Linked DNA regions of Homo sapiens: region 2 is linked to region 1. A link is an interaction called in ENCODE POLR2A ChIA-PET data of the cell type or tissue named here. Cell type or tissue: GM12878. All regions are shown on one strand. Links, peaks and the distances in the headings refer to the core of each region. The heading gives the core; the rest is flanking DNA.

Region 1 (15,631 bases), core at 2,632-10,631:
AGAAGGAAGTTTTCTTATTCTGAGCTGCCAGATGGAAAGGCCATGAAGCAACGTGTGTAGATCGGCCACTCAACACAGTAAACAAAGGAACCGAGACCCTCAGTCCAACCATCTACCAAGATCTGAATGCTGCCAACAGCCAGGAGACCTTAAAACTGGATTCTTGCCCAGTCGAGTCCCAGATGAGACCTCGTCCCTGGATGAAACCTTGATTGCAGCCCATGAGAGGCTGAAGCAGAAGATCTACAGACCTTCTGAATGGATTCCTAACCTACATAACTATGAGATAATAAGTGTGTGTTGTTAACATCCATAAAGTTTGTGGTGACATTGCTACACAGCAATAAACAACTGATATATTCAGTTTTAAATGTGCTGATTGCTGTACAGTTACCTCAATCTCATATGTCCATGTCACATAAGCTGTTTGAGGTGTCGGCCTGGAACTCAGAGGAAAAGTCAGAAATGAGATGTTAATTTTGGAGAGTGAATTAAAAAATAATAATGAAAGAGAGGGTAGGGGTTGTGGAAATAAAGGATAAAGATATTGCCTACAGTAAAGGTAATAGAATAATCAATCCTTTGTTTTAAACAGACTAACTAGCTTAATTCTGAAAATTCATCCTAAGCAAACATATCAGAAAAGAAGATGCGCACTGATGTTTATTAATGCTCAGGGAATTCAGAAGCAGCATACTGACTAAGGTAAATCAGGATAAACTATGACACATAGTGAATGCCTCAGAGCCAGGCAAAACTGACATTTATTGAAATATCACATGCCAAGCACAGCATTTTATCCTTTCACATAATTTTTCTTTTAAAATCTCATTTTAAAGAAAAAGAAACTCAGTTTCAGAGAGGTAAATTCCTTCTCGTGGTTACCTAGTAGTTAGGCAAAGATCCACAATTGTAACCCCTTCTGGCTTCAAAGCCGGAGCTTTTAACTTTGAACGCTTCAAGGAAGCATCAAATCAGACACTGGGGAGCACATTTCTATATTCTCTAAGCTGTCCTAAGCCTAATCTTGGATCCCAGGTATCTAAGCATTTCCCCCTTTAAATTGGCTTCTTTAGTAATAGAAGCTCTGTAGAACTTAAAGCACTATCGAGTTATCTAATAATTCAGGCAAAATCTTAGAATTAATCAAGAATATATTTTCTATTCAAAGCAAATGCCGTGTCTAATATGGCAGAATGTCTCTTCAAACCCCAATATAGCTCTTGTCTCTGAGGCTGTAGAAGAAAACTGCCTTTCTAACCATTGCCAAAAGCACAGCAATAACTACTTTAATCATGATATCTTGAAATAGCTTCTGATCAAATGTGTTTTACTCGATGGATATAATGTAAAAGCTCCCATCCAATATTTAAAATAATCATACACGTTTCCATGCATTTGCCTGCTTGCTCGTTTGAATATCTTGCCAATTGTTTATGAGTACTGAATTGCTTAGATCTAGGAATAAAGAGATGATGTTGAAATGTTTTCCATTTTGCAGATATCCCTCTTTTAGCTATGAAGAAGAGCCCCCGCAGTTGTGTTGACACATCTCTGTTCTACTCACATGGCTTGACTTTCGAGCAGGAGACACTTTGTGCCTACTTCTCAACAGTTCCAAAAATTTTGAGAAATGTCTGCAGGTGCCACAAAAAAGAATGAGATCTTGTCCTTTGTAGAAACATGGATGGAACTGGAGGCCATTATCCTTGGCAAACAAATGTAAGAACAGTAAACCAAATACCGCATATTCTCACTTATAAGTGGGAGCTAGATAATGAGAGCACATGAACACATAGATGGGACCAACACACACTGGGGCCTATTGGAGGGTGAAGGGTGGGAAGAAGGAGAGGCTTGGGAATAAGAAGTCATGGATACTAGGCTTAATACCTGGGTGATGAAATAATCTGTACAACCAACCCCCATGCCACACATTTACCTATGTAACAAACCTGCACATCTTGCACATGTACCCCTGAACTTAAAATAAAATAAGCTGGAAAAAAGAAGTAGTTGCAGGTGCTCTGAGTCATAAGAAAACAAGAAACTTTAATTGATATTCTGCCATGTAAATCTTAAGCAAGCACTGTCCTAGGTGATACCTCCAGACATCCCTGGGGAATTCAGATCATCATCATTTCTGTTATGATGGTCCTTCACATTCTGGGTAAGCCTCAAGGTTGCAAGTTATCCTCCCTGCCAGGCTTTGTGCTCCTTGGAGGCAGGTATGGTTAAGAAAGAATATTTAGAGTATGTATCCTTGACTGGTATATACCAAAACGTAAACATGCATTTTGTATAGCATGTTGCCCACCAAAACAAGAGAAACATACCAGCAGGGCACTCTAGGTATGCAAGCAATCAATATTAATCAGCTTTAAATTTGTAGTGAGATTTTTATCCATTTCACTCCCCTTTTAACTTTTCTGATTAGACTGAAGATAATATATCAATTTTATTATAGTACTGTATGTGTTTAACACCTTTCTGATACATGCTAATACCCCTTTATATAGCAAACAACAAGCAGGCTTGGGGATACGACTTAAGCAGGCAACATTGTCTATAAAAAAGTTAATGATACTTATATATTAACATATATTTTACATTTTATTTCATTTTTTAATCTGGCCTTTGTTTCTACTTATGGCAAGTGATACTAATAGTGAGATAAAGTTTCTTTTTTAAATCAAAATTCATATGAATAAAAACAAGTATAGCAGTTTTTCTTTTATATGACATATCCCATGTAGGTTAATGGCATACTTGATAGCAGACCAAAATACTAGAGGTGAATCTCAAAGAACTAAGAGGTGGATTCAATGCTCTGACCAAGGAAAGTAGCAGGGATTTACAACAAGACCTCGAGAGAGTGAACTCTTAAGCACAAAGTCTTTCTATCTGCAAAGACAGCTTTTATCTATGAGACTTCACTATCTGTTATTGCAGGTATTCAATAAATTTTATTAAATGTATTTGATGAGAACAATTAGAGAAAATATAGAAATGAGAGTTGAAAAAACATGAAACAAGATAAGAAGCAGAACAGTAAACAGTAGAAGGTTTTTTTTTAAATAAATGTAGTTTTAAAAAGTGAATTTCTGTTAGAAAAAAAAGGAAAGTGTGATTAAAATGGGTTAGACACCTCTGAAATATCCCACTGGTGTGGGTTTTCTGTTGGTTTAACTAAGAGATAATGTTGGTCATACGCTTGAAAAACAGCCTTAACTTGAAAGTTCCCACTTAGCTGCCTTGAGCTAGGTACAACTGACCTTTGAGCAACACAGATTTGATTTATATGCAGGGTCCACTTACGTGTGGATTCTGTTCAGCCTCTGCCATCCCTGAGACAGCAAGACCAACTCCTTCTCTTCCTCCTCCTTCTCAGCCTACTCAACATGAAGATAATGAGGATGAAGCACTTTATAATGGTCAACTTCCACGTGATGAATAGTAAGTATATTTTACCTTTCTTATGATTTTTTTTTTTTTTTTGGAGAGGGAGTCTCGCTCTATTGCCCAGGCTGAAGAGCAGTGGCGTGATCTCGGCTCATTGCAACCTCTGCCTCCTGGGTTCAAGTGATTCTCCTGCCTCAGCCTCCCAAGTAGCTGGGACGACAGCTCTGTGCCACCACACCCGGCTAATTTTTGTATTTTTAGTAGAGACAGGGTTTCACCATGTTGGCCAGGCTGGTCTTGAACTCCTGACCTCAGGTGATCCGCCCGCCTCAGCATCCCAAAGTGCTGGGATTACAGGCGTGAGCCACTGCACTTGGACCCTTATGATTTTCTTGACAACATTGCCTTCTATTTAGCTTACTTTATTGTAAGAATGTAGTACAGAATACACACAACATAAAAAACCATGTGTCAATTAACTGCTTATGTTATTGATAAGACTTCTGGTCAACAGTAGGCTATTGGTAGTTAAGTTTTTAGGAAGTCAAAAACTATACATGGAATTCAACTCTGCAAGGGGTTATAACCCTAACCCCTGCATTGTTCAAGGGCCAACTGTATGTAAGGAAAGGCCACCCAAAATAACACATATATTTTTAAAGTCACCTTCCAGAACCAGAAGGAAAAAAAAGGAGGGATGGTAGAGAGGATCAACAAGATAAACGAATATAAGAATGAATATATTCATTGATTCATTTAAATGTCCTGTAATTTTGGTAGACTTAATTTCAAGCCTGTCTGGGGTGTTGAAATAAATAAATCATGCATTGTGTATGAGCCAATTAATGACTACAAAGCAGACAAAACATATCTATGCTGTTAGAAGTCAGGATATCAGTTAATCATGTGACTGGAAGGGGACACAGAATGAGTTTTGTGGGGATGGTGCTATTGTGAATTTTTATTTGGGTGCTGGGTATACAAACCTGTTCAGCTTATGCTGTTATAGATATATGCATTTTACTGTATGGCTATTAAACTTGAATGCAGAATTTAAAAATATGTACGCGGAACAAAAAGAAAATGTAGAAAAGCCTGAACACAAGAATTACTATCTATGTTCATGAGAAATCTAGGTTACTAATGTTCTTAGTGCTAGATTCACATCACATGGTCTCACTTGCTTCGCTGACAGCCTCCCCAAAAAAGGCTTTCACAAGGCACTTAAATAGTGTTTATCAGAACTGTGAGTTGCTGTCAGAGCAGCTCTTAAGACGGATACTGGTATTTCTCCTTTCATTTAAGTTTGACATTGTAACGTGTTACATATACATAAACGTGTGGGAATTGTTTGATATTATTTCATTATCACCTAATGGTAACAGCAGCTCTAATAATTACACAGGAATAGCAATCCAAAAAAAAAAAAAAAAGGAATCTTAGGGTGATTGTCATTATTCCGATTATTCTGTCAAGGTGAGAAAAAGGACAATAAAGACATGCTCGGGAAAGGATTTTGCCCTTTGTTTTCAGTCTCGATCATCTAGTTTTCTTTAACAGTAATTTCAAAAAGAACAAAGCATGGAAGACTGTAGGTTATCTTACATCCATTAATAGGATCTGTGAATATAAATGGATGGAAGAGTGACATTGCAGTCAGCACAGAGTCTTTTTTCTTACTGAACTGAGAATATTCCTTCTCTGGTTCTATCTCCCAGTTCAAGGAGACGCATGATCCTTTCATAAGCCCAGTAGAAGGGGATATCCCACCCTCTACCCTGGTTCTAACTTTCCCAAGGATTTAACGTTTCAGCTCATTGCTTTTATCTGTGCAGCAGTCGATGGCAGACGAAGAAAAAACTTTCGAGTTTGTTCATATTATAGTTTGAAGATATCTACTACCTAGTTCTGATATTCACACCATGCCTTACCCTAAGGAGCCAAGATCTTTCACAAGGCAGACACAAGAGTGATAGTCTATTTTTAAGGCCCATATAATAATAAAAAAAAACTGCATATAATCTGTGTGGATATAAATATTTGTTATCTTTACACACTGTTTACATAGCCAGGAAGAAAGATGCTTTTATATCCTCTTACAGACCAAAGTTCTTTTGAATCCCCCTGGTCACTGTCATCACTGCCACCCAAGGCATCCAGCAGACTACTTTATATTTCTCAGGAAATGTTTGTTTTTAAGAAACATAATACATCTCTCCATTTTATTGAGTTGTCTTCTATAGATAGATGGAAGTATCATCGAAGCCAGAGATGGGAAGTGCCTAAAGATCAGTATGTTTGTAGAACCAGAGACTAAGCAAACCAACAAGAAGTTTCACAGTCTCTCACTTTTTCTTGTCTTGGTTGCCTGCTCCATTTCCACCCACCTCTGCGGGTCCTGGCTTTACCCTTTTACTTTAATAAAGGATCATGCTTGCCTAATGGTTCCCAAGTTCACATATGTTTATGTTGAGCTACTTGGAAAGGTACTGTTTCCACATCCTCCTAGTTTTCCTGGCAAATACCTGCGGTTGAGACTAATTCAACTAGATTTGGTGGAATGTCTGCCTGTGTCCCAGAACAGAAGCAACCTATATAAGCTAACTGCTGGTATTTCACACTGACAATAGAGTGATGCATAGTAACTAGAGAATACACACAGCATGAGTTAGGTAGCCACTCAGCGGATGTTGGACATTCACTGCAGACTTGAAACAGGTTAGAGGGTTGATGACTACACAATATTCATTCCTGTGTTCATTCCCTTTTTCACACAAACTTTCAAACAATAGGAATAAGTAGGTAACATTGGTAATGATAATTTAGTAAACAGATTGTCCATGAACAAATTTTAAAGGATAGGAGTAGGAGGACCAATTTTGAGCAGAAGAAAGGAATTAGGAATAAGTAGGTAACATTGGTAATGATAATTTAGTAAACAGATTGTCCATGAACACATTTTAAAGGATAGGAGTAGGAGGACCAATTTTGAGCAGAAGAAAGGAAAGATAACACCCAGTCTCAGGTGTTATTCTTTATAGCAGTGTGAAAACACACTAATACAGCTGCCATAACAAAATTCCCACAGACCGGGTGGCTTAAACAGCAGAAATTTATTTTCTCACAGTTCTGAAAGCTGGAAGTCCAAGGTCAAGATGCTGGCAGACTTAACTTCTTCTGAGCCTTCTCTCTCTGGCTTGCAGATGGCTTCCCTCTTGCTGCCTTCTCATGTGCTTGTTCATCTGCGCACTTGTGCCCCTGATGTCTCTTTGTGTGTCCGGATTTCCTCTTCATGTAAGGACACCATTCAGACAGCATTAGGACCCACCATGTGACCCCATTTAACCTTCATTACCTCCTTAAAAGTCCCATCTCCAAATGCAATCACAGTCTGAGATACTAAGAGTTATGGATTCAACATATGAATTTGTGGGGAACACAATTCTGATCCCATCACAAACCCACTGTATTTACATTTTTTACTGTAAAAAATGTGTTAATACTTGACTGATATTATAATCTTTATATAATATATAATGTACAACAATCATGCTTGACATATATAATGCCCCCTTCTAAAAATCTACACAGTGTTTTACATGTACCTAGCCTAGAGCAGAAACTAAGTAAACTGTATCTGCTGTGGCTTCATTCTCTATCAATTAAGCTAAACTGAAATTCTGTTTCTAGAACTCCCTTCTCTATATTGCCCTAGTTACTTCTGGCATGAGACGTTGGAAGCAGAAGTGAAGAAGGCAGACAGGAAGTGAGAGCAAGACATCAGGCACTGGGCTCTTGCATGATTCAGCAGATCTGCAAGCTCACCATGTTGGCATGCAGCAACATCCAGGCTCACAGCTCCTCCGGCTTCTTAGGATTTGCACCTTCAGGTTCGCGGAGTCCTAGGCCAGATAAATGTGACTCTCTGTGACAAAGGGCACCAGTTCTCCTGCAGACTACTCAAGGCATGGGAATTTGAAGTATGAGAGACAGATATAGATAGGCTCCACTTTGTCCCCATGGGTTCTAGTTGGTCCTCTGGGATTCCAGTGTATTCCTGGTCTTTCCCACCTCATGTCCAGCTTTTTTCCCATCCCCAGAAGCAGAAGCAACAGCTTTGCACAGATTTCTCTCTCTGCTTCATGACGTATAAGGTCTAATCCCTATAATAACTCTTTTGTTATGTATGTAAGACTGTTACTGGTTCTGACTTTCTGATGGGGAGCCCCTATTCTCATCTGTGATAAGATCATGAGTAAACTACTTTATGATCATATGACTTACTTTTCTCATTTGTAAAATAAGAATAATAAAATTCACCTCCTAAGGTTGTTGGTAGATTGAATGTGTCTGTAGAATGCTTAGGATAGCATTTTGCACATTTATTAAATATTAATCCCTATGTAATATTAAATTAATTAGTCATTATGTTAACCTTAAGCTGATAACATCACTTTGGATTTCAGAAGGAATAATGTACAGACATTTCAAGACTTGCTTCAAAAAGTGTTAACTTTACTTTGTGAACGTCCTCCCACTACTGCTCCATCCCCAATGTATTTCCTGAACTCAAACCACTCTTGTTACTTGCCAAGATTCATAATTGATAGACAATGATGAGATCTGTAAAGTCTGACATGGTTATAAAGAGAAGACTCCTTGAGTCATGCTCCCTGACAAAAGGAAAATGAATGAAATCAGCTGCAACAGTAGCACAAATATGATTAGAATTACTATAAACTCTTTGAGCACAGACACAAGGGATGAAAACTGATTCCCTTAGGATGGGGATGTATATGAGATTATGTGTTCCATGTGATCCCAGGTGATACATAGCTATATATTTTCACCTGCAGCCTCATGTTGTAAATATCTGTTGTCTTTTGTCATGAGGTCTAATAACATATCAAATGCATATATACAAATATATATATACATGTGAAATTACTGGTGGGGAGAATAGAAAAAATTCCATTAAATTCATAAATCTATGATTGCTAATTAGCCAAAGAATAAGTGCATTTGGGTCTAAAAATCAAATGGCAAACTTCAAAGTCCAGTGAATCCAGAAAGTATAATTATTAAGCCCATGACACATGAATGTCAAAGTTAAAGAAATAATAACACATGGATACAAGGAGACTCGAGGAAATCCCCACTACCCATGAGAGGCAAAGTTCTGAGGAAGCGAGGCATACACCAGAAATATATTGACAAAGGTGTCCCACATTCATTTTCAGGCAAGTCTTCAGAATTTCACAAATATGTGTTTCGGAGCTGCCCTGACATGCAGTTAATTCATTTCTCTGACCAGCAAATGCGGACAAAGGCTGAACTCTGTGAGGTTTACTCCCCAGCCCCTTTTAATATATGCTTTCCTGGAATGGTTATGTAATAACAATTTATACTATGGGTGTTCATTCTAATTTACAGAACTCTAGACACACATGTGGCTTGAATAAACAGGAAGATTTGCCTTTTTATCTTCTGGAATCAACAAATATGTTGAATCCTGAAATATTAATTCCCATCTGAGGGCAAAAAGAGGCAAGAAAGAAAACAGGATCATGGGGTTGTCTGTGTAGACTCCTACCTGCTTTCCTCAATCCTCTACCTGTAATACAAAGTTTTTCCTAAGTGTTTTGATTTTTCTTATGATAAGTGCAGATTGACTGATTTGAAAACACTTTTCAATATTTCAAGTACCAGAACATTACTTGAATAGAAAGTGGTTGATGTCTTATTTTCTTCAGAAGGGCTCAGAGAAGGCTCGGTTGAAATGCTGACCATAAAATATATCTCTGAGAACAGAAGAGTAGGGTGCAGTTTTTAGAGAGGAAAACCAATGTATTTAGAAATAGCAAGAGCCAAGATGTGAGTGAGTAGAAAATGTATTTCTAAAGAACATAAAGAGACAATGTTAGGATAATCAAATCGAGTTTAAGATAATTCCAATTAGCAAGCACAGAGATATAACAGGAAAAAATTAAAAGGGAAATAAAACTTAAGCATTAGCTACTACTGTGAATAGGCCTGGGAGCTATTGGTTAATGGGTATATAGCTAAATTGGCTTAAAGACACTAGTTTACAAGACACAGATCAAGATACATCATCAGTGTTGCCTCTTCACTTAGACATTGTTAGTGCTGAGCCAATTCTTTAATCTTAATAAATCTGAAACACCAATTCAAATTATCAGATGCCTATGACTAAGAGATATAGGTTTCTAAATCAAATTGAGGCAACAAATCACAGTCCGCCAGGAATGACACATTGTTTACCTATGGCGGTGGGGTAAGAGGAAGAGATTGTTAAATTTTGTTCCAGTAGGTTCAAATTTCAGGCCTTTTTGTAATTCCTTCAAATATACTTTATGTAATATTCTATTATAGATAACAAAAAATGATACCAATATTATCCCTTGTGAAATCAAGTGATGTTTTTCATCACATTTTCTTGTGATTTATGTCATTCTGAGGAATTTTTATTGGATAGTGACTGAGAATTCATCTTCTAGAAATAATTCAAAGATTTTCTGCTTCCTACTTGAAATTCCTAAGTCCATAGACCAATTGTAAAAGAAGAGTGCACTGGAAACACCCAGCTTATGTTGATAATGGGACCCCAGACAGGGTGAATCTGAGACAGCTCAGACAGCCCTATAGTGAATAGTTCTATAATTTTAACTGTTTTCAAAATGACTGAAAGCGATGTTTCTATAAGACTATAATAAACTTTCCTATGCTATTCTACATTTGTTAGCATAGCTTTATATATATATTTTATACATATAATATATAAGGTTGAGGGTTGGACCACATATTTTTAAATTAAAGAGATCAGGGATGTGGAATTATCAACCTAAGATCCCAAAAACAGTTGGCAGCCCATACAGGGCAATAAAATTGGTTAATTGTATTTTTCTGTTATAAGTTAATTCCTTAATAAAATGTAATATTATAATTTAGGGAGTACAAATGAGCAAATGTTAAAACAAAATCCGATGAAGGAGCTCTCCCATCACAAAAGTTACTCAAATAAACCTTGTTCATATTGTCATCATTGTTTGCAAAGCTTGTTCTCAGACATAATGTAGAAATAACTCAATGCCTCTTGGAAGACTAATGCATTTTAGGCACCCCTAACAATTAACTGTAACCAATTTCCCCGTTTGGATAATCTGGTAATTTCTAAACCATAGACCATTTAGGGAGACCTTTGAATAGCACAAAAATTCACATATTAGAAGCCATTGCTTCACTTTCATTATAAAGTTAAAAAGAAAAAGATTCACTGATTGCATCAACTGCCTACATATCTCTAATAGAAGTTTAGCTTCTTTAAGCAGAAGAGAAACTACAGACTCCTCACCCCATTGTAGAGTTTTGGAACCACAGCTGCCTTAGTCATTCGTATCAGGTAGAACAGCTAGATTTCTTTTGAAAGTGTTTATTTCAATCCTCATGATTTCCCACCCATGTTTTCCTAAAGAATTTCAATTTTGTTCATCACGCTGAATGAAACAAGAAAAAATATAATCAAATCCATCAAGATATGCTTTTCCCGTTTCCCACTTTGCATCTCTCCTTTAAAAATAGAGAAGTGCTGCCAAATTCTTTTAAAATCTAGCCGAGAGGGAGAAAGAAAGACACAACCTATAAATTATAAAAAAGAAATGTGTTAGGTTGAAGACAGTTTGTCAGTATGTACATCCTTTGATCTTTTAAACCTATGTGACACAAATTGTTCCTTTAATAATAAAAAATATGAAAATGAGCCTCTTTAATTATTAGTTCAGAAATATTCTTTATTTTGGAGGATAAAATATGTACTGGGCAATGACAAGAATCACAAGCTAATCCATGTAACCTGTAGTCATCATAATTTACAATTCACTTTTTAGAAAGTGCAAATTTTACTATTTAGCTGCTTGCTAAATTAACATGTGGCCTTTCATAAAACCAAAAATGTATTCTCATTAGATATGTGTCTCTAGAGCTTTTGTGGAGTAAATTTCTGTAATGCCTGCAGGATCCTTTTGAAAAAATAGTTACTGGGGTCATATAAATGAATATGAATTTCCAAAAGAGCATACAATATGTCTAAATCTCCCAAAGAGTATATTAGATGAATTTATCAAATTATGATATACAGTTATACTTTAGAGACTGAAATAGGAAAAGCAGTTTCACTTTCTTTAATTTGGTGTTTATCAAATACATTTATACTTTTTTTTGCACTAAACCAGTTTTGAATACAGATCAGAAAATGTTGCCACCGATCTATTCTGATATAAGAAACAGTAGAAATATACAGACAAATAAAAATACAGAGTATTATGGAGATTCCTGTCTCCATTCTTAACTTCTGCCTTCTGCCTGAACACCTTCTGCTATAAGGTGTGGCTGGGCAAGTTGGGACACCACATAACAACAGGAGGTAGAGGAAGAGTGAGACAGTAGATAAATACTTGTGGGGGGAGTAAGGCGATGGATGAGGTAGCAAATGGAGATAAGCTACTGCAAGGATAAGTGGTGAGCTAATTTATAACTATATTAAAAATAAAGAGATACATTCCTCACTGTTAAAGAAAGGGGAAAAAACCAAAATGAAGCCTGAGTTGTCATTTTAGAATGCAGTTATAGAGCTGAACTTGTAGTTTTCAATAGAGAGATACATAGTGTGTTAGTTTCCCTGGGCTGCCATGACAAATTACCAAAAATGCTGCTTACAACAACAGGAGTTTATTCTCTCAGAAGTCTGGAGTCCAAAATCAAGATGTCAGATCCAACACCAGTTCCCTCCGAAGGATCCTTCTAGGCCCCTTCCAGCTATGTGTGGCTCCTGGTTCTTCTTGGCTGTGGCAGCAAAACTCCAATCTCTGCCTCTGTCCTCAAACAACCTTCTTCCCTGTGTGAGTCTGTATCTTTCCACAGCCTTTTTAGATCGACACCGATCATTGGACTTAGGGCCCAGTCAACTCCAGTGTGACCTCAATTTAACTAATGACATCTGCTAAAACGCTGTTTCTAAATAAGGTCATACGCTAAGGTTCTGAATGGATATCAAGTTTTGGGGAACGCTATCCAACCCAGTACAGGTAGATGTGTGTGTGTGTGAGTGTGTGTGTGTGTGTGTGTGTGTGTGTACATTCTCCCAAATGTTCCTTAGTTCTGCCCTGTCCACTGAAAAGGCTTGGGAACACTGACATCCTAATAACAATGAACACAACTAATGCCCAGACTTTCATATGTAAATACAATTCTCCTTTAAACGGAACCAGATTTTTGTGTGTGTGTAAATGGCTAATTCTAGGGCTGGGCTAGAAAAAGTACAAAATGAGCCTCAAACAGCGCGTTGGGCCAAAAGGTGAGAATGCACTCAAAGAATGATGGAGGCATGTCAGTAGGACACAAAACTCAGCCCCAAGGACACATCGTGACCAAGTGTCAGATAATCTGAGCATCAGGATAAATAACTCAACCTGTTATAATTCATTAAATAAAACAGAAATCGAAAAGTCAAAGCTAATGTAAATAAATACACAAGCAAATTAATGTGAAGAGAAAATTTTCCTTGCAGAAGAATGCTAACCAATGACTGTAGATAGAATGATGGAATTAAGAAAATCACCACTTGGCAGCTCTCATAGTAATCATTAATTCAGCCAAGAAACTTCAATGGATGTTAAAATTTTGGGTTAATAGTTTCATGAGGAATAAGATACTTACATAGTCTCTAAGTATCTGTTCATAAAGTGTTAAGTGCAAAAAGAAAAAAAACTATGATGGAGATGCAGGGCAAACACTTCCTTCATGAAGTGATCAAAATTATTGTCACCAATTATGGAATAAATCAAAATCATGTACCACCTGATACAAATTAGTAAGGCATTATCTGTGATAGTCTTGTCAAAAATGCATATTCTGTATCTAATCCTAAGGAAACATCAGACAAATCTTAAGAAATTCTATAAAACAATTGTTCCACGGTCAGGTGTGAAAGTCATAAGTGAAGAAGACTGCAGAGCCCTTCCAGATTGAATAAGTCTTACGTTAGTGTGGTTCTAGATATGATACTTTTACTAAAACCCACGATATTGGGACAGCTGCAGATTATTTGATGAGGTCTGTGTATTTGATATCAATGGTGTGTCAAGATTAATTTCCTAATTTTGATGATTGTATTTTGTTGGCTTAGAATAACATTCATACAGGAAGACTTACTTAGGAGATGGGTCAAAATGTCAACAATTTACTCTCAAACAGTTCAGAAACAATACATTTGTACAACATTTGCAATTTTTCTCTAAGATTAAATTTATTCTAAATCAAAGATAACAAAATAGCACAAGAGAAATAGTATGTGTTTTCTATGAGCATTCCTCCAAAAGAGGAAAACATAGCCATATTTTACACAAGGAGAAAGACTGAAATTATTTAATAATTTTCACATTAAATTAAGAAGTCGTTGTTCAAGGAGACTTGCCCATCATATACTGACTTCTATAACCTCCTCAGTGAAACCACTTTGGAAAAGACTGAGATTTGCCTTTTTCAACTATATATTTACCTAGTAATTTTTGACCTTCTTCTGATATTTCAATTAATATTTTTTGGTGGAGCATGCATTCCTCTTTTGCATTTGCTACCAAGAAACCCAGAGTCCATTCAAGTTACTCTTGTTAGGCTTTAATATATTTAGCAGTAATTATCACATAGCTCTTCATTAATTTTATTGTTATTTGAATTTCTACGTGATGTATAGTTCTGACATTTTTAAAGTGCTCATATTCCTATATTGAAAATTATATAATACCTCCCTTAAACTTCCTATCCAATTCTCCTCTCAGTACTTCAATTTAATTTGCAAAGTAGGCTGACCTCAAGAGTTCTTCCACCTCGGAAAAACATTAACTATTATAAACATGCTGCAGAATCATAATGCTCTTATAAACAGAATTATCTAGAGATATAATCAAAGATCAGTAGAGCATACTGGTTAAGCCCATGGGAGGTAGAACCAGGTGTCTGGTTTTATATTTCAGCTCAGCCACTTAATATCTGACTTTATATTATGTAGCATTTTCCCTAATTTTCTGATTAAAAATAAAGAATAGAAAAACTAATATCGGTACTAACATAATAGTATTGTTGTGTATATTAGAAGCATTTAACACAGCCTCTGGCATATAGTAAATTCTCAATACGTATTGGTCATCATTACAGTAGCCCTGAACCTCAGAGAAAACTAAGAATACCCCAAGTGTCATGTTTTATGTATCTGTGCACACAACAATGCAATAATTTCTACCAACTTAAACACTACTCTCTTTCTCATCCCTTTATTTCAGCCTTCACTAATATGCTTTTGAGTAAAATAGGATTCATTCCAACATATGCATTTTGAAATATAAAGTTAGGTCTTGTCAAGCAATTTTTCATTAACCCATGTATTCGTATTACACAGGCAATTTATTGAATCATACTGGTAGAAGTAAGTCACAAAGGAATGGTTGTAAAGAAACTAAAGGCCAAGTAGGTAGCACGTTAAATATAATTATTGAATTCCTCCAAACACACTTTTGGGCAGGGATTATTGTATACACTATAGAGATAGAGAAAGTCAAGCTTAGATGGTTTATGCCACTTACGCAAGAAGTCAGATTTGGAGCCAAATAACCTGCAAATCTAAGTCAAAGTAAAAAAAAAAAAGTTCATTTTACTCAAACCCAGGTTTAGCGAACAATCAGGATTAAAATACACTTGACCCCAATACACAAAAACAATCCAAATATATATTTAAAATGTCTAGAACTTACTAAAGGTAGGGACATTTGCATTGAAAAACCAACTTCAGCAACGCTAGTTTGGGATCCACAGTTAAAATCAGACAAGCTCACAAGCTCATCAAGTCATGAAATTCACAGTAGAATAAAAAAGAACTGTGTCTCCAGCTTCCAAATAAGATATTTCTAAAATAATTTGGCTGCCATTTGGGCAAATATATATGTGCGTTTTGTCTTGACAGCCTGTCAACTGGAAGACAGTTCTCAAACATCACATTCATTTCAATTTAATATTGGTAAATTTCTCAATTAGAATTGTATTCTTCACTTTCTGCACAATGAAATCCCTCAGCCTTTGCTGGCATTCCTCAGGGCATACAGGTGCACGTGCTGGCATTTCTGCCACAGCGAAGGAAGAAAAATGAAAGAAGGAAGGAGGG
Region 2 (15,631 bases), core at 2,829-10,828, 180 kb after region 1:
CAGCCAAAATTCAAATTCAGGATTCCTGACTCCCAGATCAGAGATCTTTCATTTTATGTGTGTCCTAAAATGACCCTTTTCATTAGTTCATTGAAAAGTCAAGTGGTTTTGTATCACTTATGTTTATATTTGCTACAGTGAGTTGGATATCAGCACTTTTTGAGTGTCTCCTGATACCTGGCATTTAAATGTGTATTACCTATTTTATCATCTGTTCAAAACTGTAAGATAGGTTATATGACCTCAATTTTTGAAATGAGGAATAGATCATCAGAAAGACTTAATAACTTTCTCAAGAAAACATAGACTAAATCCTGGAATTTGGCTTGACCTATTATTATTTAGAAAGTCCACATAATTTTGACTAAACCATTCTGCCACCTAAATCTTCTAAGTACTGTCATTACAGTGCCCAATGTAAAATTAGTCATCTAATGCCAATTTTCCCAGTGTTAATGAACATCTCCTAGTGTTTATGATCTTAATGAAAAAAGTTTAAACATATATATTATGCAATAGATATTATATGCAATATATAATATAACATCTATAATATCTATTTGATATAAATAATATAATTTCTATTTATTTGATTAATTGCTCATATTTGCTGATATATTTTTTCTGAGGCTAATTGATTGAATAGTAAACTAGAACCAAAGAGAGGGACATAGGGAAGACATTGTCTAAATAGAAATTATGCATCCTTACTATTCACAATAGCAAAGACATGGAATCAACCTAAATGTCTATCGATAGTAGACTGGATAAAGAAAATGTGGTACATATACACAATGGAATATGATGCAGCCATGAAAATGAATAAGATCATGTTCTTTGCAGGAAGATGGAGGAAGCTGGAGGCCTTAGCAAACTAATGCAGGAACGGAAAACCAAATACCGTATGTTCTTACTCACAAGTGGGAGCTAAATGATGAGAACACATGGATATATAACACTGAGGCCTATCAAAAGGTGGAAGGTGGGAGGAGAGAGAGGATCAGAAAAACAATTAATGTGTACTAGGCTTAGTACCTGGGTGATAAAATAACCTGTACAACAAACCCCCATGACATGAGTTTACCTATCTAACAAACCTGCACATGTACCCCTGAACATAAAAAAAAAAGTTTAAAAAAGAAATTGTGCATTCTTTGCAAAAATAGTTCAAGTATTATTCAGAATACCATTACAAAACAGGCATATGCCCCAGGAATATGAAGAACTCTTATGTTTCAATAGTAGAGTCACAAATGTTTGGATGTGAGTAAATGTGCATTGCTTGAATCCCTTTGGAATCCCCCCATCCACACTTCCTGCCAGGTGAGCAGTTCTAATCCATTCTTCTTCTCTTAATGAGGGATGCTGAGGTCCCCCCAATCAGAATTCAAGGCTGCATCCATCATTCTCTCTAACTACTCATGCAGTCTTTCAGTAAAAGTTCACCTGATTTTTAGCACGTTAATAGTTCTCAAATGTATCCATTTGCATCACCCCTGACATTGCCCTATTCTAAGTCTTCACCATCTCTTGGCGACATTATTACAAGCTCCCGAACTGGTCTACATAAATCTGTAAAAATCAGCTTTCGGAAACGGAAATTGGCTCATGTAATTGCATAGCTGTTCCTCTCAGCCCTCGCCCTCGCTGCTCATGACATTCTTTAGAACCACGCTGAGGTTGCCCTTTCCTCTTAGTATGCAGATTGACACCTTTGTCATCTCCTACAAGATCCTGAATGGGGAATACCTCTCCTCATCTTGCAGGAAACTGCTACTTCTTCTCTGTGCTGGGGAATACTGGCCTTGGCACTAGTCCTCATGCAATCCAGACTCTGCTCATGTTCTTCTCTCCGCCTGAAACTCCCCATTCTGGATTAATTTTACTCATTCTTTAGATCTCAGTGCAAGCACTCTTTCTTCAGGAAAACCATCCCTGAATCTACATCTATTTCCAGCAAATCTGTTGGGGTTTTTTGTTCAATGCTTTCATACTACTGTTTCTTCTTCTCTGTAGACAAACCTATACTTAATCCTGGCTCTATCACATACTAATTCTTTCACTTGGTAAAAATCAACCTGTCCACACTGAGTTCAATTTCTTCTCCTCCATGCTGGGAATAATGATGTCTACATCGTAGATGTGTGGTGGGAATCAAATGAGATAACAAAGGTAATGCCAGATAGGTGTTTGCTTTGTTTTTACCTTTAGTGGATCTGCACGGTCAAACACCTTCACCCACACATCAACATACTCACACTCCTCTTTTACTTTTACAGAAGGTATGCATAGGCAGTGCTAGACAGCTTTTTAAGAACCTTACCTTAATCGTGTGAATTCATAGAGTAGAGACATTGTAAAGATTCATTCTGTTGATTCTCCTACCATGTGTTTCTTTCTTTAGAATAGTGGCTAGAGGCACAGATGCTCACGCATTACTGCCTGGGTTCAAGTCCAGGCTACACTTCTTACTTGATGCATGATCTTACTAACTTATTTGTTATGACTCCTCTTTAAAATGGGAACAATAATAAAACTGAACTCATGGACTTATACTAATGATTAAAATAATGCATTAGAATAGTGACCAGATATATTAAGCACTATATGGGTTCCAGCTTTTAAAACAGATAAGCTTCTACCAACCTTGAAAATTCAATTATACAGATAAGCTTTTATCTGTGTTGAAAACTCAATTAAACATGGTTTTATTTTCATAAAGCAAAGATAATGCTTTTAGAATTCTGAGAAGGCACTGGGAAATGAGTGAAAGAGAAATCAAACCAGCCTAGAAGTCACCCTTTTGCATTATTTATGTATTATGTACATGAAAGTTAGGCAGGAGTCAAGAAATCCATTTGTTTGCTTGACTGTTATGAGTCAGGTTTTAGGGCCATAAAGAGAATGAAACTAACATATGACACCAGGCATCTTTCTTTTCTATTCCATATATTTCTTTTACAAAAACTGTACTTATTTTCAGGATGTTTACAGACACATTAACTGTCTTCAGATCATATTAGCTGAAAGAGCATGTTTGGGAGAGAGGGAAATATTTCTATTAGGTTCTAACTAGTTCCTAGGCAGGGGGATGAAAAGTTTACATCATTAATTCCTTCTGAAGACCCTGTGAGCTATAGAAAACTCCTGCTGTCATTGTAGTAAGGATGGAAATCATGTCCTAATTCCTCTTTTCCCAAAGGAAGTTATCATCCCATTGAATCTTTCCTGTTTTGTACCTTCATTTTTCTTTAAAAAAATTGGTGTTTTCCTTGAGACATGTTCCAGTCTTGACCCTTATTAGCAAACCCTAACAAATCAGAATTAACATTCCCCTAAGAGAAACAGAACTTTGGACACACTTTCTGGAAGGAAAGACACAAAAACATGCCCAGTTCTCTCAAGCCTCTTAGTGGAAAGAATTTCTTTTTCTCCATCTCTGGCCAACTCCTGTTTTTTCAGCATTTAACTCAGATGTAATCTCTTCCAGGATTCTTTTCTTAACCTTCCCTATTCCGCCAAAGGATGAGTTCCGTATCACTTATTATGCGCTAGTCATTAGACAAGCTGCCATCAACTTGGCATTTACTGGGTTTATTGTGCAATGGCCATTATAATTATTTATAGGATGATGGTAGAGTGTCAGAGTGAAAATACATTTTTTCCAGAGTGGAGACTACTGTTGGCTCTTTCAGGGGAATCTCCAGAGAAAGCCTGGCATTTTACAATTCACTTCCACGGATAAGTCTTCCAAAACTCTATTCTCTCCCTAGCTGGGTTATCTATCCCCCTTCTTGAGTTTACCCTGCAATTTTCACGCCTCTATCAGCGCTATTACCATCCTGCTCTCTGATCATCTGTTTTCAAGTCCTCCAACACAAGACTGTAAATTCCTTGTAGGCAGAAATTTTCTCTTAAACATCTACAAATCCATGGTTCTTAGCAAAGTGCCTGACATACAGTGGGCATTCGATATATGCACCATTTACAAAAAGTAAATATTGATGTTTGAAAAATGTTGGAAAAAAAAGCTGAAGCTGCAGAATTAAAAAAAAAAAAAAAAGACAAACAGAAAGGGAAGACACGGTAACCAGAGCTCCCATCTGTTAGTCCCACATCTAACATATTCTGAGACGTCATATTTTCAAGCCCCTATACAGGGATGGAAGCGGAGCACATGCCTTTGATTTTTTGTATTTCTTTTAACACACACTGTCTGTAACCACACCTGCTGAAAGCATATGCATGCCATAGGAAAGAATACTCAGCTCCCATCCACAAATGGTTCTGCACTCTCAAACAGACTGGTCTCGTGACTAACTTAAAATATCAATGCAGAGGAAAATCTACCTTACACAGCAAGGGTGATGAAAGATTCAGGGGAAAACTATTTCTTATTAAAAAACTGGGTGCTCTAAAGCATACTGGCTTTTTCCATTTAGTGATCCTTTGCAGCATGACACCTTTATTGTAAAAAAGCACATATTTAGAAATGACTGTGCTCAAAAGACTCCTATTTTTCAAAGTGCCTGTGGGCTCCAAATGCAATTCTATATGCAGCTAAGTCTCTAGATGCTACCAACACTAGAGATTCAACAGGCTCATGCACACTTTGTCTTCTGTCAATCTGTCACCCAATTTGACCAAAGAAGTGGATCTTTGACGGTAAAATTATTTCAGTGTTTATTTTCCTTCTGAGTAAAGACAAGGGGTGTTTAATTGTATATCATTGACTCACACTGCATATTTCCCTCTGTATTTAATCTACATGATTCCAATTTAACTAATCAAAAAGTAACTCATGCCTTGCTTTCCCAATGACTTTCTTGTAGTTGTTTTTGCTCTACCATTTAACTAGAGGCATATGTAAAAATGTACCCCTAAGTTTATGAGATTATTGGCAGTATCAAGGCTCTGTTAGAAACAGATACTCTGAAAAAATAAGTTTAATACTTTAAGATACATATTTATTTGGAAACATTTTATTGAAAAGGATTGTTTAAAAAAATCCTATATAAATTGCTAAGTTACTGCTTGTAGCAAAATTGCAGTAATTATAGCTGTTAATATTATAATTATTTATTATAATACATGTGAAACTAGGTTTTATATAAAGATGACTTTGTTTTGTTCCCCAATATTTTGTCTCCATAACTCAAAAGAAAACAATGACTGAAGGAGTTTTCATATTGCTAAGTGAACTAGATAAGGAAGTTCTGCAATAAAATATATTTTTAATATCTAGAAGTTTCAGAGGAAAATGTACTTAAAAGAATCAACAGAACACCTTATATTACCTGAGGAGTTCAAATATTGGAAGTTCTCAAGTGGCTGATTTTGTGGTCCCAAATTTCTCTACCACTTGCAGATGCTCTGTGCATTCAGCAGCAGGGGTATTGTTAAATTTGAGAATATAAGGCAATAAGCAGTACCTTTCATAACATTAATATTAAGTGCAGAAGAATCAAATGTTTTGTTGCAAATATGCACATCTGGTTTTTCTGTTATCATCTTATATTATTCTAGTAGTTGACTTTAGGAAAAAAGTGTTAATTGCTATACAACTCAACTCTAAGAAATACGTTTTATTGAGTGTTTTAATAAAAGATATTCTGTATATTTTTGCTTGATGTGCCTGAAGAATTTTCAGAACACTATGTCTAAACACTGTACTTGCCCTTGGCCTTCCTTTTGTATATCAGCTCTGTCTAAGCCAGGGATCTATTGCCAACGTATGGGCCATTAGTGGATTAGAAGTCATCTATGAACATTCAGAAATGAATGGTAAATTGTATTTGTCTACAATTTTATAATAAAGTTTTTTTATTAGATTTTCAGTGACCCTTCAAATAGTAAATTCTTCGAAAATAAACAATTTCAGAAGTTTAAATAGATAGATTAGAATTCATTTATTACCTATTACATACTAAGAACTTCATATTCATTAATACATAAAATTGTCCACTGTGGCATAATAAGACAATTGTAATTATTTCTAGTTTTCCATTAGAAAATTATTTATTTTATCTTATTTTTGGGGTACAGGTTCTCACTCTACCACCCAAGCTAGAGTGCAGTGGAGCAATCTCAGCTCATTGCAGCCTCAGCCACCCCTTGGCTTAAGCAATCCTCCCACTTCAGCCTCCCAAGTAGCTGGGAATGCAGGTGTGCACCACCAAGCCCAGCTAATTTTTTTTTTTTTTTTTTTTTTTGTGGGAATGGGGTTTCATCATGTTGCCCAGTCTGGTCTCAAATTCCTGAGCTCAAGGGATCCTCCCTCCTTGGCCTCGCAAAGCTCTGGGATTACAGATGTGTGCCTCTGTGCCCAGCCTCTATTAGGAATTTAGATTTTGAGAAGTTAAGGGGCTTAATTATGTCATACAATTAGTAAGTAACAGATTGGACATACAAATTCATAGCTATCTTTCTCTAGAATGTATACATTTTCTGCTAAAATCTACTGCCCCCCACAGACAAAACATTTAAACAGTTGTGTGTCTGAATTTTTGTTTTTCTTCCATTGTTGACTAAAAGAAAGCTATGCATTTTATTTGTACTTTAATAGTGACACTATTTTTTGACCACTTATATTTGTCTGGTGCTTGGTTCACTGACCATTAACAGCCTGTATGTCTTCTGATCATACCATCATTTTGTGTATTATTCAGGGCGGAGATTAACAAGCCCATTCCACAGATGCTTTTTTGACCCTCGTTTTCCTGAAATTATTTATCCAACTGCACTTGGTTAATGTGAATATTCTCCTGCTGGTTGGAAGATTTAGTGAAAGTCAGGACTACCGGTGCTGTGATCTGCCACATTCAGACTAAAAACAAAGATCAATATCATACCACCTCATTTTGACATACAACATGTACTTAGCGACAGAGGTTAATTTGTAGTAGGACTAGCTTTGTGACTTTAATCTCTATTTTACCTACTTACTTGACCTATATGAGACAAATAAAACCATTGCAATGACCCGTTGTGAGAATTCAGGGGCTTTTATGAAAGCTCCTTTTGTCTTGTGTCAGCAGGTCTCAGGGATTTTCCATCTGCTCTGAAAGTAAAGTGAGAACATTCCTTTGCTTTAGGTAATGAGAAAGGATGTCATAAGTGATATAGCATCTCAAAAGTTGATTTCATCTTCATCTGTCCTTTCTATTCTAGAACAGAATAGCTCATTTTCCTAGTTTATGCTAATATCATTAAACACTGTAATTGCAAACCAAGTGACTTCTGGCAATCACTAATTTCTTACATCAGTTACACATAAAGAGAACAGATGAAACAGTTGCAACACTCAGAGGCCCCCGTATTTTTCTGTTAGCAGGCATAAGCAACCACGGGATTTACGATTCCTTATTTCACTACCTCCTGGATCTTACCCAAAGACATATCTCTGTTGCCATACTAGGATTAGAGACATCTTTTGTTTACACAAGGACTTTCTCCAGGTGAATTCAGGTCAGAACCTAAAGAGGGGTTAGCCCCGGGGGGCATACTGAAGGTGATAACAGTGGGGAATACCTTACTTTTACTCTTTCTGACCACCTATATTTCCTGCTGTCTTTTTACAGCTAGTCCCAGGTAGACCATTCTGTTGTCCTACACCTTTGGAGCGGTTTTGCTTAGACAAAATGAAACAATTGAGCTGACATTTTAATCTAAAAGATTTTTAGGACACAGAGTGTTTTGAGGAGCTGCCTTAACTTGCATTGTAAAAATATTGACTATTATCAAAATGTCAACTTGTATCTCCTTTGTTCCAGATTTCATACCAAAGTGTGGGATATTTACTTACCAAGAATGAAATGGGCTATAAATTCTCAGTGCCCCCAAAAAGAATACATGAATAAAAAATCAAAAAGTGCAAGAGTGAAATCACAGGATTTGTCTCTGATCAGTGGTTTTAAATGGGGACAGAGGCGTGGTCCTTATCTGTTCTCTCATACTAAGGGGAAAAAAGAATCTTGGCTTATAACTTGAATTTTAATGGCTTTATATTAGTCCTTGTACTATTTTAGAGTTGCACTTTCTTTATCTATTAGAACTGAAGTGGATTTTAGGGATCTATTAAAGTTGGTTTTGTTTGGTTTGGTTTAGTTATTTTGTTTTTTGGAAAATCAGAATAATTCTCTAATGACATATAGCAAATTGTGGCATGGCTTGAACTGTCCAAATTTTCCTGGCACCCATCCTAGAATGTTTTTATTTTTTATTTTTTATTTTTTTTACATCTCCTCTTAATGACACTTTTCTTGGAGAAAGCTTTCCCATAGCCCATTATGCTCAGTAAAGTTTCCTTGTTATATGCTGTCACAGAATGGCATTCTTTACCTGCATAACATGTTTATCAACTTTTCATTATGCATTTATTTTAGGGTTACTTAATCAATAGCAGCTTCGCTCATTTGACTCTAAATGTCACAAAATCTGGAAACTTGTCTTTCTGCTCATTTTTGTAACACAATGCCCTTTACCACTAGACTAAATTTAGTTTCTCAGTAATGTTTATTAAACGACAGTGTGAATAAATAATGTTTTCTTAACTTCTCTGAGCCTTGATTTACTCATTTGTAAAATAGTATATCACTGTACACCAGCTAGCGTTTTTAATAAATCAAATGGAGCATTTCTAAGGAAAGAGTTGTTACTCAATGAAGGTCCATTACAATACCTCGATGAATGTACATTATGATACCTCTATAAAAATTGTCTCTTTCAGTAATAATTATCTCTTGCAGAGTTAATGTGCAAATGAAATGGGAATAAATATCACTGGAGACTACCCTACAGAATACCATATACATAATTTATATTCAACATTACAACCTTATGTTTGTGTTTCAAGAAATATGGCTTCCTTCATTATTTTCTTCAACTAGATGATGAAGACAATAGTACCAATGTACCAACGGCCCAAAAAGCTATTTGTTTATTCATTTTTTACTGAGAAAATAAATTGTCATAAGGTGACAAACTAGAATCACTGCTCTCCTTCACAGCCCCTAATGCCAGGTGTCTTACATAAGAGTTGCCATCTTTGCCCACCCCAAAGTTGACATAAAGTACAAGTTTACAAGGAAGGATTTCATTATCAGCCTCAACTGTACATTGCCAGGTACATTTCAACCCATGCACATTTTCTTGACTCTGAAAATGCAACCACTGACCAGTATTTTTAATAATATAAATATACGATCTGATCCATTAGGCATTTTTGTTTTGAAAAACCAGCCTCTCTACTCTTTGATACTACTTTGAAAAATAATATAAAATGTATTATACACATAAACCTTAATATCTAGTTATTTGCACAATATACAAGAATCATTTTAGAAAAAAACGCATGCAGATGATCCCTATTTAGCGGCCTAGTGAGGCACTCAAATATTTTATATTTTCTTCAGGAAAAGTTTCAGCTACTTTAGCACTAACAAAAAATATCAAATAGGTGGAAATTGAGAGTGAAGAAATAAACGCTTACAACATAATGGGAGCTTTGGACATAATGAAGGATTTAATAATACAGTTTGTCTACATGAGAATTAAAAATAGTCTAAAGAGTGTAAGGTTAAAAATTATTTGCAAAATGTAAAAAGCTGAGCATAGCGTCACTTATAATCCCAGGACTTTGGGAGGCCGAGGCAGGAGGATCTCTTGAGGCCAGGCATTTGAGACCAGCCTGGGCAACACCACGAGACCTCATCTGTACAAAAAAAAAAAAAATTAGCCAGATATGGAGGCATGCACTTGCAGTCCCAGCTACTCCCTGGAGAGGGTGAGAATGGAGGAATATTTGAGCCCAGGAGTTCGAGGTTGCAGTTGTAGGAAAAACTGGGTTATCACACGAGCATGAAAGATTAGCCTCGCAGACACTTTGAATGGTGAGAAAGGCAGGGTTTATTGGGTGAAAAAGAAAAAAAGGGAAACAGGGACTCTCAGCAAAGTGAGAGTCCTGCTTGCAGGCTTCCCACTTCACAGACTGAATACCAGGTTACCACCCAGGAATAGGAGAGGCCAGGCTCCTCCTCGCTGCAAACAGGGCAAGCTTCCATGGCTCCACCCTAGTGCACACTCCTTCCAGTGCGGTTGGTGGTTCTCCGGGGACCCTTTTATACTTGGCTGTCTCACAGTAAGTTATGATCATGCCACTGCACTCCAGTCTTGGTGGCTTGGTGAAACTCTGTCTCTCAAAAAAAAAAAAAAGTAGAAGAAAATATTGAAATATCTAAGCAACGTACAGTTTAGTACTACCCATCCAAATCTTATGTGGCAATAATTACTACCCAAAGGAAAGCTTTGCTGGCCTTATTATCTGTATCTGTACGGCAAGAGGAAGTAGAGGTATACAAAGGATATTTACTGTAAATACAATTAGTAACTACAACCCATTCCTTCTTGTATATAAAGCCTATTTCCCTAGGTCTCTGTAGTCAGTCTAGACAGGCAAAATCCTCTTTTATTAGTATAACACTTGTGAAAATTAGAGTAAACAAATTTACTTGAATTCTGAGAGGCTGTGAGACATGATTCACTCAACAAATACTTCAGACTCAAAGACTGGGTTAAATTAGGGCATGAGAGATTAGAAAATTTGATTTGTAAAAGTGCAAAGAAAGTCATGAACACAGGTTTATTTTGTGAACTTCAGTTCAGTGTAGACAGGTTCTCAGTGGCATCCAGGTGAAAGAAAACTAGAGCTTCTCTGATTAAAGCTGATCTCTTCCTATTGGCCTATTCCCTACACCTGTAGAGTTTCAAAATAAATCCTAGGGCTCCTGGGAGACTATTTAGGGGTGAAAAGGCAAGGCCCAAATATTACCTATAATACGGCAGTTAATGGAAAATAATTTGCAAAGATAAAATCAGACTAGGTTGTGAAAAGATTAAATATTAATTGTGGAGTTTGAATTGCATTCTATAAGTGATAATATTTATTAAGATGAATATTAGGCCAGGTGTTTGGGGTATAAGATATACGTTAGTATGTAGCAGTGTGCCCAGGTAAAGACTTAATTTGATTTATGTGTGTGTGTGTTTGTGTGTGTGTGTAGAGAGAGAGTGAGAGAGACAAAGAGAGAGAGAGAGAGAGATTGAGATTTTGATTACTTGTCTTATAGGATGGTGGAGGTTGGCCAAGTCCAAAATCTGATGGGTATAGGCTGGAAAGCAGGAGACATAGGGAAGATTTATGGTTGGAGTCTAAAAGTAGTCTGCTGGCAAAATTCTTTCTTGCTCAGGAGAGATAAGTCTGGGTCCTATTAGGGCCTTCAACTGATTGGGTGAGGCCCACCCACATTATGGAGGCAATCAGCTTTACTCAAATTTCACTGGTTTAAATGTTAATTCCATCCAAAATGTATCTTCAGAGAAACCTCTAGAAGAATATTTGGTCAAATATCTGAGCACTACTTCCTAGCCAAGTTGACATATAAAATTAAATATTACATCTAAATCTTTCCCCACGAAATTATGATCAATAACCATAAGAAAGGAAGGCAAGGGTAGTGGTGCTTGGAATTTTAAACACGTCTCTCCTTTTAAATTAAAATTGGGTTATATTAGAGACCATTCAGCTATTTTCCAGGAAGATATTTGAGTTTGACCTCTTAAATTAAGTCACAGTTGTGATAGTTGTAATTAATGCAACCCAAATAGGCCTTTTTGTTTCTGAGTTCAGGTTCTAAAGGAAGCTGGAAAACTCTATTGCTAGGGAGAGAACACTTTATGTTTCTAGAGGAAAAAAAAAACAATAAAGAAAATAAAAAGTCACTTGAAATGGTCTCTCTAGTTTCAGAAATATAGATATTATGGAGTCACCCAGGGAAAATAAAACCATTGTACTAGAGGAGGGGGACCTCAAGGAGGCTACAACTCTGTGACTGACAAAGTATCATGAGGGGCCTCCAAATCAAAGGAAGCATTGATGAAAGGATATTACCTGCAGAACAAATTCTCATGTTCCAAGACATTTTCTCAGGGTCTGGGTTATAGAGACATCATTGTAGCCTAGACAAGTCACCGTGGTTGACTAGTGGAAGACCATACACAAGAGCACCCCTTGTGGCAGGGACAAGTAAGGACATCAGTAGAGATGGCTGATAGCACCAGAATCCTCCCTCTCTACACCCACATAGCTTTACATAGGAGTCTGATGTTTGAATTCTATTTTTTTATCACCTGACCATCATTTAATAGTTTACATTAGGGTTCATTCTTGGTGTTGTACATTCTATGGGTTTTGACAAATGTGTAAGGACATGCAGCCATCATTATAGCTTCATACTGAATACCTTCACTGCCCCAAAAATCCTCTGTGTTCCACCTAATCATGTCTTTTACCTCCAGCCCTGGCAACCACTGATCTTTTTCCTGTCTCCAGTTTTGCCTCTTCTAGAATGTCATATAGTTGGTTTTATACAGTATGTGAAACCATTAAAAGACATGGAGGAAGCTTAAATGCATATTACTAAGTGATGTTTGAATTCTTTAGGTGCTTAAGTTCTAAGGACAAAGAAGGGCATGGTGGAGACAAGACACTGAAACTGTATTCTTAACAATTTGGGAGGTAGCCAGTTATAATACAATTTTGGGGAAAAAAGGATTGTAGCTTCACTTTTGTTATACGTGAGAGGGGACAGTTTTGACGCATGGCATCATTTTATCAACACAATAACTGACAAGCTTTTTAAATATCCCTCATTTTATAGATGAAATTGTGAAATTAGGTGCTAAATTACTTATTTGAGATCACTCAGGAAATAAGTGGGAAAGTGTGTATTTAGATTTTGCCCAAGATTTCAACATTTTAGTGACTTGATCGGCTTCATTCAAAATAAGTCAAAGTTATGAATAATTTTGAAAATGTGATTTTGTTGTCAAAGGCATATTAGAAAAGGAATGTTTTTTCTTTGTTAATGTATAAGATTTCTGTAGCAGCCACTGATGCTCGAGTATTTTATTTTCAGAAGTCTCAGCTTTTCTATTAGTCCTCTGATAAGAACATAAATGTTCATCAGGTTGTATATTATGTGTCATCAGCATTCTTTTGTTCATGTGGGAGTCATCCTTTTGTTCATCAACATCATTTGCAGTTATAACTGTGGAAAATGGTTGTCAAAGTGTATAGAACTCTTATAGAAATCAAAACCAAAAATATGCATTGAGAATTGATCTCCATATATCTGACAAGAACATAGGCATCTTGGAACCACATCAATTTCAACTTTCAACCACTAGTCAATGGTTTATTGTGAACACTTCATTGAGAATTTGATCAGACAAAAGCTATGACATGAAAATTCAACACAAAGGCATAAAATTACATTATGGCTATGAAGAGAAGGGATTCATTCTTCCCAGAAAGATGATGCTTATAAAAATAAAAATTAAATACATTATACATATTTGTATCAGTGAATAAACTTGTTTTTTAATTAATTAATTTATTTATTTTGTAGTGACGGGGTCTTACTATGTTGACCAGGCTGGTCTCGAACTCCTGGCCTCAAGCACTTTTCTCACCTTGGCCTCCCAAAATGCTGAGATCACAGGCATGAGTTACCATGCCTGGCCTAAAGTTTTTAAAAATGTAATTCATAGGGTAGAAGTTAGACCAGCAGTCCTCAGCCTTTTTGGCACCAGAGACTGATTTCCTGGAAGAAAATTTTTTCACAGGCTTGTGGGTGGTGATGGTTTTGAGATGAAATTGTTCCACCTCAGATCATCAGGCATTAGTTAGATTCTCATAAGGAGCATGGAACCTACATTTGTCACATGCACAGTTCACAATAGGGTTGACGCTTCTATGAGAATCTAATGGTAACACTGATAGGACAGAAGGTGGAGCTCAGGCAGTAATGCCTGCTCCCCCACCGCTCACCTCCTGCTGTGTGGCCCAGTTCCTAACATGCCATGGTGGGGTGGGGACCCCTCTGTTAGACCATGTGTTTCAGAAAGAACTTTGCAGATAATTCTGTCTATAATGATGCTCATTAGGAATACACTGATATACTCAATACTAGATAAGAGACAAATGAAAAAAATGGGAAGCTTTAATGTCCTTTTCCAAAAGGTGTTTTGCTATGCTATGTTCTAATATCACAGGGAAAAAAACTGCTCCTTATCTCTCTAGGATGATGAAGCAACAGTACTTGCATTCATTGAAAAAGATGATATCCAATGGATTGTTTAATTAGAATGGATTATCTGCTTTAATTGTGAAAGGGCATATGAAGGAATATTATTTACAATATCAAAGAGCCTTGGACTGATCATCTATTTAGCCAACACGCCTGGGTCTTGATCCTGTGATAAGTGAGACTGAGTACCCCAGTAGGGAAGTTTTGAGATGGCTAGGAGGAAGCCAAGAAAGATTAAATTTCTCTTCCTGGTGTCAGTAAAGTACCTGCAATCATTTCAAAATGATAGGATAGGGACACAAATGGGCAGGGGATTTAGAGGGCTGTAAAGGACCTTAAAACACACCTTTTGCTTAAGGCCCAGTGTGTGTGGTGGAGATAAACAAACACAAGAAATTCAACACAGATTTTTGTCAATGTTGGTTTTAACTTGTGCCACAAATAGCTCATCACATTTTTTTTTTTTCAAGACAGAGTCTTGCTCTGTCACCCAGGCTGGAGTGCTGTGGTATGCTCTTGGCTCACTGCAATCTCCGCCTCCCAGTTTCAAGCAATTCTGCTGCCTCAGGCTCGCGAGTAGCTGGGATTACAGGCACCTGCCACCACACCCGGCTAATTTTTGTATTTTTAGTAGAGACACGGTTTCACCATGTTGGCCAGGCTGGTCTCAAACTCCTGATCTCGTGATCTGCCTGCTTCGAGCTCCCAAAGGGCTGGGATTATAGGTGTGAGCCACCACGCCCAGCCTGCTCATCACATTTTTAGCAGTGCTTCCAGGTGAGATTCATTGGATACATTTTTTTATCTAATTTTGCCACTCATCTATGACTACCATTTTAGAGATGAATAATATGAGGCTTCGAGAGATCAAAGAATTCTCTCAAAGTCACACAGGTCTTAAGTGGTGGAGCCAGTAACCCAAATGTTATTGTTACAAAGTGTACATTTGTTAATACTATAATACTGTTTGCTTTACTGTTAATTGTTTTAACTTTTCGTTTCAAAATATTATATATTCACAGAACCTTGCAAAAACAGTACATAAGAGTCCCATGTACCCTTCCCCCAGCTTCTTCCACTGGTAACAGCTTATGTAATTTTAATGCAATATCAAAACCAAGAAGCCATATTGGTATGATATTGTTAACTGGACCATGGTGATCATTCAGTTATTGTTATTTATTAATTTATATTACTATAATTGAAAATAAACTATGTTATTTGAGGAGTTAGCCTAGTACAAAAGGAAAATTGCAGGTAATTTACAGATGAAGTCCTGCTCTAAGAATACACGAAACACTGAAAATGAATTTCCATTATAAGTGCAATTGCAGTCTTAAGAGAAGTAGGTCTTAACAAGTTGTGACTACCTGGCATTAAATAAAAGTAGTCACATCACGGATTCAATTTTCTCTTAAGAGCAAGTGTTCAGTACATTCTTTAATATCAAGTGGTCAGTGCCAAACTCGTTTTTTCTCCAAGTC

What was found. ChIA-PET counts read pairs that join two places held together with the same protein. Peaks named below come from ENCODE experiments on the same cell type or tissue, not always from the same donor. Only the 100,000 strongest peaks of a DNase experiment are listed, where the experiment ranks them.
Region 2: POLR2A ChIA-PET joins it to region 1 with 5 read pairs; 2 of 35 experiments call an interaction of 5 or more read pairs at or near these places.

What each region holds. Positions count from the first base shown.
Region 1 is chr16:61,880,893-61,896,523 of GRCh38, forward strand. The region is part of intron 3 of CDH8 (cadherin 8); the gene reads right to left. Among named protein-coding and RNA genes, the nearest start is that of CDH8-AS1, 30 kb to the right of the region's middle. RefSeq lists an enhancer at 6,640-7,839. In GM12878, for the core only: no CTCF peak of the experiment used is centred there; a DNase peak (open chromatin) is centred at 7,189.
Region 2 is chr16:62,056,886-62,072,516 of GRCh38, forward strand. No RefSeq gene overlaps it. Among named protein-coding and RNA genes, the nearest start is that of CDH8, 28 kb to the left of the region's middle. In GM12878, for the core only: no CTCF peak of the experiment used is centred there; no DNase peak of the experiment used is centred there.